Linked DNA regions of Homo sapiens: region 2 is linked to region 1. A link is an interaction called in ENCODE POLR2A ChIA-PET data of the cell type or tissue named here. Cell type or tissue: Panc1. All regions are shown on one strand. Links, peaks and the distances in the headings refer to the core of each region. The heading gives the core; the rest is flanking DNA.

Region 1 (5,821 bases), core at 336-5,335:
CCTCTCTCCGGTAACCCCAGGGCTGCTGCACACATTTGTCTTGTGTTTTACAATCCGCCCCTTCACCTCCTTCCCTGCTGTTTCTCCCCATTTCACTCTTCTCTATCCCATTTGGCTTTCCTCATTTTTCACTTGAGTGGGTTTCCTATCCCCGACTCCGCTCCGGCCTCACTCTGCTCAACACCAATAAAACACACTCAACACAGGTAGAACAAGGTGCCCGAGCTCGGCGTGACAAATGGCTCGCCCGGCCCTTGCTAAGCGTGGCTGTAAATTGCCCCTCCCGTTGGCCTGGCGTGGCCGGGGGCTGTGCTCAGCAGCCCCTCCGTGGGGGTGAGGGGGCCAGCAGCGGGCTTTAGACCTAGCATTTGGCCTGCCCCCAAGGCCTCTCCCAAGGTCCTGGCATCCAGGAGGGAGCGAGGTGGCTGGGTGGGAGGCAAGGGGCACCTGTGGCTTTGGCTGGAGCAGCTGGGCCATCTTCATTGATCGGGCCATAACTCCAGCATCTAGGATTTCCTGCACACCACCATGTGCCAGGCGCTGTGCTGAGGCTCCACAGCAAATGTGATTTAATCCTCACAGCAGCCTGCGAGGTGTAGGCACCATGACTACTCCTGTTTCACAGATGACAACCCTGAGGAAGGCTTAACAAGGTCACATAACTTGTCAAGGTCATCTGACTAGTAAGTGGCAGGCTGAGTCTATGCAGACCTCCCGGACTCTAAAATCTGGGCTTTGCATCCCATACCCTGTGTGGGTGGCACCAGCCTGGGCACAATGGGAAGCAAGATGTCAGCTCCATGCTCCAGATGGGCATGATGTTGATTTCCTTCTCTACTTCATGAAGCTGCTCCTGCTGTGTCCCCACAGCCCATGGACAAGGGGGAACACACTTGAAGCTCCTTCCCCCCAGAATGAGTGATCAGAAGTGAGGATAGTCCATGCTCTTGCTTTTTTGCCTCTCTGGGAACAGCCAGGGTGCTCCCACCTTGGAGAAGCAGTGGGGCAGGGGGCTTGTCTGGCTCATTCTGTCACCAGGGGAGCCCCAGAGATTTGTGTTTTGGGGGACGGAGAGCCCAGGGCTTGCGAGTCTGTAACCTGGTCCCCAGGGGCATCTGGTAACATGGTAATGGGCACGTTCGAGCATCTCATCTTTTGCTCCGGGTGCCTTTAATCGCTGCCAATGAAAGTTGAGACTGAAGAGGAAAACAGCCTGAGCTGGGGCTGCTGGACTTCCTCTCTCTGCCTTCTTCCTCACTGGTAATTACAAACACCAGCCGCTTTGTGTCTAAAATGGCCAGGATAATTGAAACGGAATTTGGAATCAGGGCCCTGCAGGCAACACTTGTTGAAAGAAGAAATAAAGATCGGTTGGGTCACGTCTTTTGTAATTTGCGTTTAATAATCATACCAGGAGGTACGCACAAAGGGAGAGGCGGCGTGTGAGCCAGCTCCCAGCCTGCCCGCACCCTCCCTGGGTCTGCCAGGGAGGGAAGAAGGAACATGCGAGGGGTGGGCAGGGGTGGGTAGAGGAGGAAGCACACAAGTTGGAGAAAGTTCTCTCCACGTGGCAGGGGCAGGAGAGGGGGTGCGGGTTGGGGTGGGCCGAGTTGCTAGCTGAGATGAAGGTGGTGTGAGAAACCTTCGTGCTGGGCGCCCTCACCCACTGTGCTCTGCACACCTGCCACTCGTCTCCATGCACATACCCCACGGGAGCTGAGGGTGACCGTGGCGTGAGGCTACAGGAGCCCAGGAGATGGACGCCGTGATTTCAGACATGCTGCAGAGAGACTCTTTGGATCAAGAGCTTGGAACACTGCCACTACTCAGTAATGCCAGCCCCAGAGCTAGGGTGGAGGGGGCTGCCCCGCAGGGTGTAGCTGCAGCTTCCAGGCTGTGGGCATGCATGCTTTCATAGGTGCTCCATGGGAGCCCTGCAGCCCACTATTCCCCAGAATCACTGATACTCATGTTTGGGTCCTTAAGGAGTGTACCACTTTTACACAGACACACCCCCACTCTCCTGCCAACCCCCCGCACTAAGCACACCTAGAGCCGCACTCTCTCAACCACCAAAAACATTCCCCCCCTTCCCTTAGGATGCTGCCCCTTTCTGTCTGCAAGACTCCACGGAACTGAGATCTCAAGGGCTTCCCCGTGCCCACACATCATCACGGAGTGGGGGGCTGTCTTGGAAGTGGAGAGATGGTGTTACAGGCTGAATTGCGCCCCTACCCCCATAATTCATATTGTTGATGCTCTAACCCCCAGTACCCCAGAATGTGACTATATTTGGAGACAGGGCCTTTAAAGAGGTAATTAAGTTAAAATGAGGTCATGGAGATGGGCCCTCATCCAATCTGACTGATGTCCTTATAAGAAGAGGAAATTCGCATACCAAGGAGACACAAGGGCTGCGTGTACACAGAGGAAAGACCGTGTGAGGACACAGCGAGAAGGCGGCCATCTGCAAGCCAAGAGAGGCCTCAGGAAAAACCAGCCCTGTCAACACCTTGATCTTGGACCTCTAGCCTTCAGAACTGTGAGAACATACATTTCTGCTGTTAAAGGACCCGTCTGTGGTGCTTTGTTAGGGCAGCCCTAGCAAACTAGTACAGAGAATGAGGTGCAGGGAGACACTGGGCTGGGATGCCTCTTGCCCTGCAGGCCCTTCCCTCTCTTGTCTGGACATGCATAATGTGTGCTTGAAATGCAGCAAAGAGAGGGGCCCTAGCTGCTTCCCTTCCTGGTGGGGCCAGAGCCTGAATGACCCAGGGAAGGGAACTTGCATGCTGGTCTTTACCCGTGGCTCTTTCTCCAAGGCCCAGGGCTGCCCACCACCAGGCCCTGGTCATGGGGTGCTAACAGCCCTGTGATGCCCAACTTCCGTCTCTTCCTTCCATTCTTAAGCCTCTTCCCCTTTCGCCATTGATGAGAAAAAGTGTCCTGCCTTGGTGACACAAGGGGGCTCTCAGTCCTTGCATAAGCCAGAATCCTGACAACCAGTGACCTGGAATCTGGGAACCATCCAGTCAGTAATATTTCTGAACAAAGAACTACAGAAAGGGGGCATGAATGAAGAGCTTTTCAAAGTCTGGATGTTTGGTGTGCACAGTGTGACTTCCTCCCTGCCTAAGGCCTTGGCACAGGGCACACATCCCTTTCAGGGCAAGGCCTATGGACACAGCATCCCAGGTGGTGGGTGGAGCACACTCCTCCTGGGCTTTTGTAGGTGGATGGCTTAGACCATCAGAGGAGCAGACTCTGGGGAGCAGAGGTACCCCCGGGCTGGGGACAGAGGAGGAGCACAGCAGCAAAGGGTGGAAAGGGGATAAACAGAGTCCTGGACTTTTAAGCTTGCAAGGGCTTTGTGGTGTTGGGGGGCGGGCGGGGAAATCACGAGCTGCTAACATTCCGGAGAACAGCCTCTGCTGCCAAGAGCTGATGGATACACTCTCGAATCTTTTCATTTTAGTTCCTCCATGCTGGGGCAGGAGGAAGGGGAAGTAGATGGTGATATCTCCACTGTACAAAGGAGAAAGTGGGGTTTAGAGAGGTTAAGTTCTTGCTCACAAATGCACAGCTTGAAAATGGCAGAGCTGTAACCCAGGGCTTCTAGACTCTCCATCCAGGCCTTTCCTTCTAGAACAGGGGCTGGCAAACTACAGCCCATGGGCCAAATCTGGCCCACTGCCCAACTTCATGTGGCCTGCGAGCTAAGAAAGGCTCACATTTTTCAATGATTGAGGAAAAAAAATCAAAAAATAATATTTCACGACAAGTGAAATTACATGGCATTCACATTTCTGTGTTCATAGTAGAGCTTTATTGGCATGGAGCCTCACCCATTGGTTTACCTTTGGTCCATGGGCCTCCGCCGCCACAACAGCAGAGTTCAGCAGTCATGACAGAGACTGTAGAATCCTCAATACCTAAATATGCCTTTTCTGGGCTTTCATAGAAAGCATTTACCCACCTCTGCTTTAGGGTCACATAACTTGAGAGACGGAAGAGATCTTAGGCACCATCCAGTCTGAAAATTTCAATTCCCTCCCATTCTATCCACCTATTTCCCCCAAAAAGCAGTTAGACCCATTGCATCTAAACAGCTCCATTCCAAGGCTGTCCTCGGAACCCCGCCCCCCACCCAGCCTCCTCCCTGTTCTGCACTGTTCTCTGGAAGCCGGGCTCACGGCAGCCTGCCCTGGGGCTGGGATGAAGGACTTTGTACCTCTACATCTTTGCTCCATTATTGTCTGTTCCTGAGGCTCTTATGGGGCTCCTGTGGCACCAAGCTACCCATGTCCTTGGGCCTGGAAGCCTGCAGCCTGCAGGAGGCACCCATACCAGGGCCCAGAGGTGACCACTACCTGGGTGACTGGAGCGGGACGTGGTGAAACTTGGGGGTGTGCCCTGGGGTCACACTGTTTGGGTGAAAGCAGGTTCAAGTCCTGGTACTGGGTAACTGCTGACTTGGGTGAGTCACTTCAACATTCTGTGCCTCAGTTTTCTCACTTGGAAAATGAAGAAAATAATAGCATCTACGCCTTGGGATTGTGTGAGCATGAAATGGGTCAAAGCACGTAACGTGCTTGGAGTGGCACCTGGTGCACAGCATGTGCTCTATGAGTGACGATGATCATGATGATGATGGTGATGATGATGACTATTATTAAAAGCCCTGTTCTAGCCAGCTTATTATTTCAGGCCTACCGCGCAGAAGCAGAGATTTCTACTGGACCTCCCCGCACAGAGATCCCACGGGCCCAAGGGCCTTCATGGTACCATCAGCTGCCAAAAAAAATTTTATAAGGCCGAGTCTTAGCCTGAGATTTTGTGCCAAATTTCCCCTGGAATCTGTGTCTGGGCTGAGGGTCAGGGGGATCAGAAGGTCAAGGCCATAGGCTAAGTGCTCTCTGTCTGGAGAAAGAGGTGCTATGAAACATAAGGGCAAGATGGCAGTGAAAATGAGTGAACTGTCAACACGCTTGAATCCCATAAATACCACAGGGAGCTAAGAAAGCAAGTTGCAAAAGAAGATAAACCACGTGGTGGCCATTTACACAGAAACGTGAAACATGCCAGGCAATTCCGTGTATTGTTTAGGATACATTCCTTTATGGTAAAAGTCTAAAGAAATATACAGGAATGGGCCAGGCGTGGTGGCTCTCGCCTGTAATCCGAGCATTTTGGGAGGCTAAGGCGGGCGGATCACTTGAGGTTAGGAGTTTGAGACCAGCCTGGCCAACATGGTGAAACCCCGTCTCCACTAAAATACAAAAATTAGCCAGGCATGGAGGCAGGCGCCTGTAATCTCAGCTACTCAGAAGGCTGAGGCAGGAGAATTGCTTGAACCCAGGAGGTGGAGGTTGCAGTGAGCCAAGATCATGTCACTGCACTCCAGCCTGGGCTACAGAGCAAGACTCTGTCTAAAAAAAAAAAAAAAAACTATACAGGGATGATGAACACTGAATTCATGAATTTGGGGTAGTGCTTCCCCCAGGTGGAGGGGAGGGGACTGACCTGGAGAGGGGCACACAAGGTCCTTCACCTGAATTTGGGGGAAAAGTGTATCCTGGAGGGTGGATGTGTGAGTCCTTCATATTATTCTAGAAACCTTTGTATAGGTCTTAAGTATTTTATAATATAAATATTTTTGATGTGGGCAAGGCTAATTTTGCAAACCTAATAGACTTTGGAGGCAGGGGTCTCAAAATTGTGCCAAGAAGCCCCAAAGATGGCCCAGTAGAGATGAACGCGTCCTGGTGGACAGTGTGCCCTGTGGCGTGCAGGCACTGCCTGATGCTCCAGCCCCTCATGC
Region 2 (5,821 bases), core at 267-5,266, 350 kb after region 1:
ATAGACCTCAACCTGATTGCATTTACTCGCATATCTAAAGAAAAAAAAATGCCAATTAACAAGGATTGGCTAGCCCTGGAGGCATAGAAAAAACAGACATACTTAGGCAAAGCCACCACTCCTAGGAAAAGGGAGTCTTAGCCTAGGGACAGCCTGATGTGATTAAACATTCCGTTTATCTGATTAATATCTTTCTGGTTAGGATCTAGTTCCCCTGCAGGTCTTCTGCAAGGAGTGAATTTGCAGGTCAGGCAGACAGATCAATTTCTCCTTGTATGTGTGCTCTCTTTGCATGGCATCCCTGAGCTTATACATCAGGTTCCTGAATTTAGGCAAGAGGAGTGCCTCTGAGAGATGGAGCCACTTTCTGTGGCTGGAAAAGTCAGCTGCTTCTGGGACTTAGGGCTGAGTGACACTGACTCCACCGTAATGAAAACCTTTGTAATAACCTTGACCCTGTCACCCTGTGTCTCTCTCAGCAATGACTCTGCCTCCTGTTTTATTGAGAAACTAGAACTCCCTCAGCTTCCTGCCGCCAAACCGATGCACTCTCTTCCATGTTCGCAGCTGCTTCCGTTCACTGATTCCGCAGCTATTTCTTGCAACTCACTCACTGCTGGAAGAGATGTCTCCTACCCCAGGCTCAGCTCTTCTCTGGCTTTGAATCCTACCTCCTTCCCTCCTCCTGAGACCCTCTCGGCTATTACCTCCTCTCCTTTGTCTTCCCTTGCTCATTTTCTAAAGTCTCCTTCCTTCCTTCCTTCCTTCCTTCCTTCCTTCCTTCCTTCCTTCCTTCCTTCCTTCTTTCCATTAACATTCAACTATCTCTAGTATCTCCAATCTTGTAAAATATATATCTCCTCTACCTTCAGCTTCCTGGTTCTTCCTCTCTTCCTCCTCTCAGTTCTTGACCCAGCTTCTGCGCCCAGCATCTTCCTTCTCATATCCATGGCTTCAGTTGTCTCTGAAATCAGGATGAATGCTAATTCCATAGGTCTTGCTGTCATCCTCTTCCCCAAGCTCCATTCCTTTCACACCTAATGAACATTTCCACTTGGATGCCCCAGAAGCACCCCAGTTGCACGAAGTCTTAAACAGAAGCGGTTTTCCTTCCATCACCATTTCTCCTTGTGTTCCCAATACAGTGCCTGCATCAGCCCTCCATGTTCAAGCCAGACACCTGGGTCTTACCTTTAACTCTGCTTCCTGTCCCAGCGCCCACCCCCCTACCACCCCGAACTAACATCCCAGTGGCCAAGTCTTGTTCATTCTCCCTCCTTCAGATCACTTGACCCAGCAGCTTGTCTTCCTTCCCCTGCTTCAGCTCAGGCCACCGCTGACTCCCACCGCTTCCTACCTGTTCTCCCTGCTGCCAGGCTCGGCCGTTCCCAGCCTGAACACACATCTGACCATGTCTCCCTTCTTTCTTGTGGGGAGAATCAAAGCTCCAGAACATGGCCAAGGACGCCCTCTGGGATTGCCCCACGTCTCATGCCACTCTCTTTTGCATGCTGTGGTCACCCTGATTGCTCTGTTTTCTAGTTACCAGATTTTATTCCATGCTTTCAATTTCTAGACTTTGCATATACTCTTCTCTCTGTTGCACCTACTCCCAACCTCTACTCCCAGCTTGTGTCCCTTAGGTCTCCAGTTAGTAGGCATTTCCTCCAGGAAGGCTTCTCTGATTCTCTCCTCTCATTCCTCCTGGATGCCCTGCAAAGGTTCGCCCATCACGCCACCCTTCTCCCACTGTATGGTTATTGCCATTTTTTTTGTCTGATACCCCAAGAAGAGTACAAGCTCCTAAGGCACAGGGTTACATTTACTTACCTTTTTTTTTTTTTTTTTGAGACCGAGTCTCCCTCTTGTTGCCCAGGCTGGAGTGCAGTGACGCAATCTCGGCTCACTGCAACCTCCGCCTCCCAGGTCCAAGTGATTCTTCTGCCTCAACCTCCCAAATAGCTGGGATTACAGGCACGCACCACCATGCCTGGCTAATTTTGTATTTTTTTTTTTTTAGTAGAGACGGGGTTTCACCATGTTGGCCAGACTGCTCTCGAACTCCTGGTCTCAAATGATCTGCCAGCCTCGTCCTCCCAAAGTGCTGGGATTACAGACGTGAGCCACCGCGCCCAGCCCACATTTACTTCGATTTTCACTTAACCCCATGTCCTCTCACAGTACCTGGCATGTAGAAGGTTCTCAGTGTGTCCAAATGCAATGCAATCCCCAAACAAAGTGATCTCCCATTTCCCAGGGAGGACAAACTGAAGAAGTTGGGCCAGTTTGCATATGTGTAAACTTTAAGGGATCTAGGTAAAATAGTCAGATGTCTGCTTATAACAATATATTATTTAGTTACGCTTGTATATTTTAAATTACCTTATGGAAAACAATATATTATTTTTGAAAAGTTGTTTTTCTACACATATTTTGTGAAGGAAGTCTTATCAAATGAATCTTTGATACAAATGTCTTTGTTTTCCTTCTCTAGAGTTTTTTGAGTCATTTAACAGTGTTTCAGTGTGCTGCCTTCATTTCCATCAGTTAATTGAAATTTTATGAGAATGTATGCGCTGCTATCCCTAAAGTTTTTTTATTTTAAGCCATAAGTATACGTCCTACACCATAAGGGGAGTTCTTTTTTTATTTGTGTTGACTTATGATCAGGATATCCACAATGTATCAGGTACATACTGCTTTTGACACCCAACACTTGTAAGATTATTTTCCTGGGAATAACTAAATTTGTGTTAAATTTCTTTACTCCCAGGCCAGGCATGGTGGCTCATGCCTGTAATTCCAGCACTTTGGGAGGCCGAGGCGGGTGGATCACTTGAGGCCAGGAGTTGAAGACCAGCTGGCCAACATGGCGAAACCCCATCTCTACTAAAAACACAAAACTTAGCTTGGCATGGTGGCACATGCCTGTAATCCCAGCTACTTGGGAGGCTGAGGTACAAGAATTGTTTGAACCCGGGAGGCGGAAGTTGCAGTGAGCCAAGATCACACACTGCACTCCAGCCTGGGTGACGGAGCAAGACTCAGTCTCAAAAAAAAAAAGAAAAAAAAGTTTGTTTTTATTTACTCCCTTTGTAGTGATTCACTCAGGCAAGGAGCATTGATTGCGGTCTTCTTAGGACCATGTGTCTTCCCAAATTTTAGATTGTTGTTCAGTACAAAGTGATTGACTTAATAGCACCTCTGATGTGAGAACTTGTAAAGACTCAAATCATAAGCAATTTTCTCTCTTTTTTTCTTTCCTTTTTTTTTTTTTTTTTGGTCCTTGGGACAGGGTCTTGCTCTGTTGCCCAGGCTCAGTGCAGAGACATGATCATGGCTTACTGTAGCCTCAAACTCCTGGGCTTCTGCCTCAGCCTTCTGAGGAGCTGGAATTACAGGCATGCACCACCATGCCCGGCTAATTTATTTTTTAAAAAAATTGTAAAGCGGAGTCTCTCTATGTTGCCTACACTGGTCTTGAATTCCTGGGCTCAAGCATTCCTATGGCCCCCACCCTAGTGGGCTTGCATTGTAGGGGGAAAGCTGACAATAAATATGATAAATAATGAAGCATGGTGACAGACTGAGACAGGTGTTATGAAGGAGAAAAAACAATGATGAGACCAGAGAGTGACTGAGAAAGGGGGGGGGTCTCATTTAGAAGGAGGATTAGGGAAGGTTGTGCTAATAAGGTGACTTTTAAAGGAAGCTGAAGCTCATCAAGGAATCCTGGGACCAGCGTTCCAGGCAGAGGAAAAAGCCAGTGTGTTTCAGGACAGCAGGAGGGCCAACATGGCTAGTGTCAGTGAGCAAAGGCAAAGTGGAAGGGGCTGGAGAGGATGGGCAAAGTCTAGGGGCCATGGTGAGGGGTGCACTTGGATTTTTTTCCAGGTAGAGTAGCAGCCGTTGACTAACATGTGATACATGGCCATGAGGGGCTGTACGGTTAGGTAAAGCCAGTCTGCACTCCTCCTTGAGTTCCCAGGGTAGATGGCCAACTTTGCACAGGCCACTGGGAGTCTTTTGAGCAATTCCTGGGTCTCTAACTTAAAACAAGAAGGAACAAGTAAGAAAGAGGCCTGGCACAGTGCTTCCTCCATTCACCTGGGGCCCAGATGCAGGCTTGGAAGAAAACTCCCCTAGGAGAGGGGAAGGGGGATGATTGATGGGTTATTCCACCTTGGGTCGCCTCCAGGTCTTTTGTCCTGGAGAATGCAGCTGGCGGATCTGGATCCTGGATCCCGGGAGGCACAAGACAGGGGTGCAGAGACAAGAGCAGGAGAGGGCAGGAGTCAGGAGCTAGGTGCTGGTCCCGGCCCAGTCACTAGCCAACTGGCTGACCTTGGGCAAGCAAGGACTGAGTTCCTCTGGCCTCAGTTTCCTCATCTCTACAAGAAGAGTCCATTAAACCCACAAAATGTTAGCTATCTGTAGGGCACTGGCAAATGACAGAACAAATCACAATTCCTCTTTTTGGAGACACAGCCAGGATGCCAGTCAGAATGTGGTCAGCCTGTGACTTAGGTGACACATAGAGTCCAGAGAAGGTTTATACCTTCTGGAGGGCAGGGAGGGCTTCCTGGAAGAAGGGACACTTTCTCAGAAGTGGAAGGTAAACATGCTTGGCAGCAAGAGAGGAGGGGGCTCAGTGGTGGATGATGGGCTGGGAAAACAGCATGGCACTGGAGTGCACCAGGCTTCACAGGTCATGGTAAGGAACAGTTAAGTAAGGAGTCATATTTAAGATTTGAGGGCTATTTAACCAGGCTTAGAATCTCAGCTTCACGATTTCTTAGTTGTATCACCTTGGGCAAGTGACTTAGTTTTCCTGAGCCTTAATGTCCGTATCAGTAAAATGTTAATAGTTCCTGCCCCTACAGTGTTATTGCAAAAATGAAATGAGACATGCATGTGAGGGTGTAACTAAGTGCCTGGCACATGAAATAAATAGTATTTGTTTTGTTAGTTGTGCTTGGCAATGGGAAGTCATTGAAGGCTTCTGAGCAGGGAATTAATCAGATCTCCTTTCAGCAAGATAATTCAGGCAACAATAGGAACGATGATGTGGAAGCAGGAGAGGCTAGGGGCTGGGAGCCCAGTGAGGAAGCAATTTTATTTTATTTTTATTTTATTTATTTATTTTTGAGACAGAGTCTTGCTATGTTGCCCAGGCTGGAGTGCAGTGGTGCAATCTCGGTTCACTGCAGATTCTCCTGGGTTCAAGCGATTCTTCTGCCTCAGCCTGCCCAGCAGCTGGGATTACAGGTGTGGGCCACCATGCCCAGCTAATTTTTTTTTTTTTTTTTTTTTTTAGTAAAGACAGGGTTTCACTGTGTTGGCCAGGCTGATCTTGAACTCCTGACCTCGTGACCCTCCTGCCTTGGCCTCCTAAAGTGCCAAAGTGCAGGGATTACAGGCGTCTGCCACTGCGCCCAGCAGGAAGCAATTTTTTTTTTTCCCCCAAGATGGAGTCTCACTCTGTCACCCAGGCTGGAGTGCAATGTCATGGTCTTGGGTCACTGCAACCTCCGCCTGGGTTCAAGTGATTCTCCTGCCTCAGCCTCCCGAGTAGCTGGGACTACAGGTGCATGCCACCACACCTGGCTAATTTTTGTATTTTAAGTAGAAAGGGGGTTTCACTCTGTTGGCCAGGCTGGTCTTAAATTCCTGACCTCATGAGCCACCTGCCTTGGCCTCCCGAAGTGCTGGGATTACAGGTGTGAGCCATTACATCCGGCCACAGGAAGCAATTTTAACAGTGCAGTTAGGGCCGTCCAAACCAAGATCAGGGCAAAAGGGCTAGAAGGAGAAGTTAGGC

Evidence for each region. Peaks named below come from ENCODE experiments on the same cell type or tissue, not always from the same donor. Only the 100,000 strongest peaks of a DNase experiment are listed, where the experiment ranks them.
Region 2: POLR2A ChIA-PET joins it to region 1 with 9 read pairs; 2 of 35 experiments call an interaction of 5 or more read pairs at or near these places.

Annotation. Positions count from the first base shown.
Region 1 is chr14:76,099,172-76,104,992 of GRCh38, forward strand. No RefSeq gene overlaps it. Among named protein-coding and RNA genes, the nearest start is that of GPATCH2L, 50 kb to the right of the region's middle. In Panc1, for the core only: no CTCF peak of the experiment used is centred there; a DNase peak (open chromatin) is centred at 2,970.
Region 2 is chr14:76,446,498-76,452,318 of GRCh38, forward strand. All of the region lies in intron 2 of ESRRB (estrogen related receptor beta), which reads left to right. Among named protein-coding and RNA genes, the nearest start is that of ESRRB, 73 kb to the left of the region's middle. In Panc1, for the core only: no CTCF peak of the experiment used is centred there; no DNase peak of the experiment used is centred there.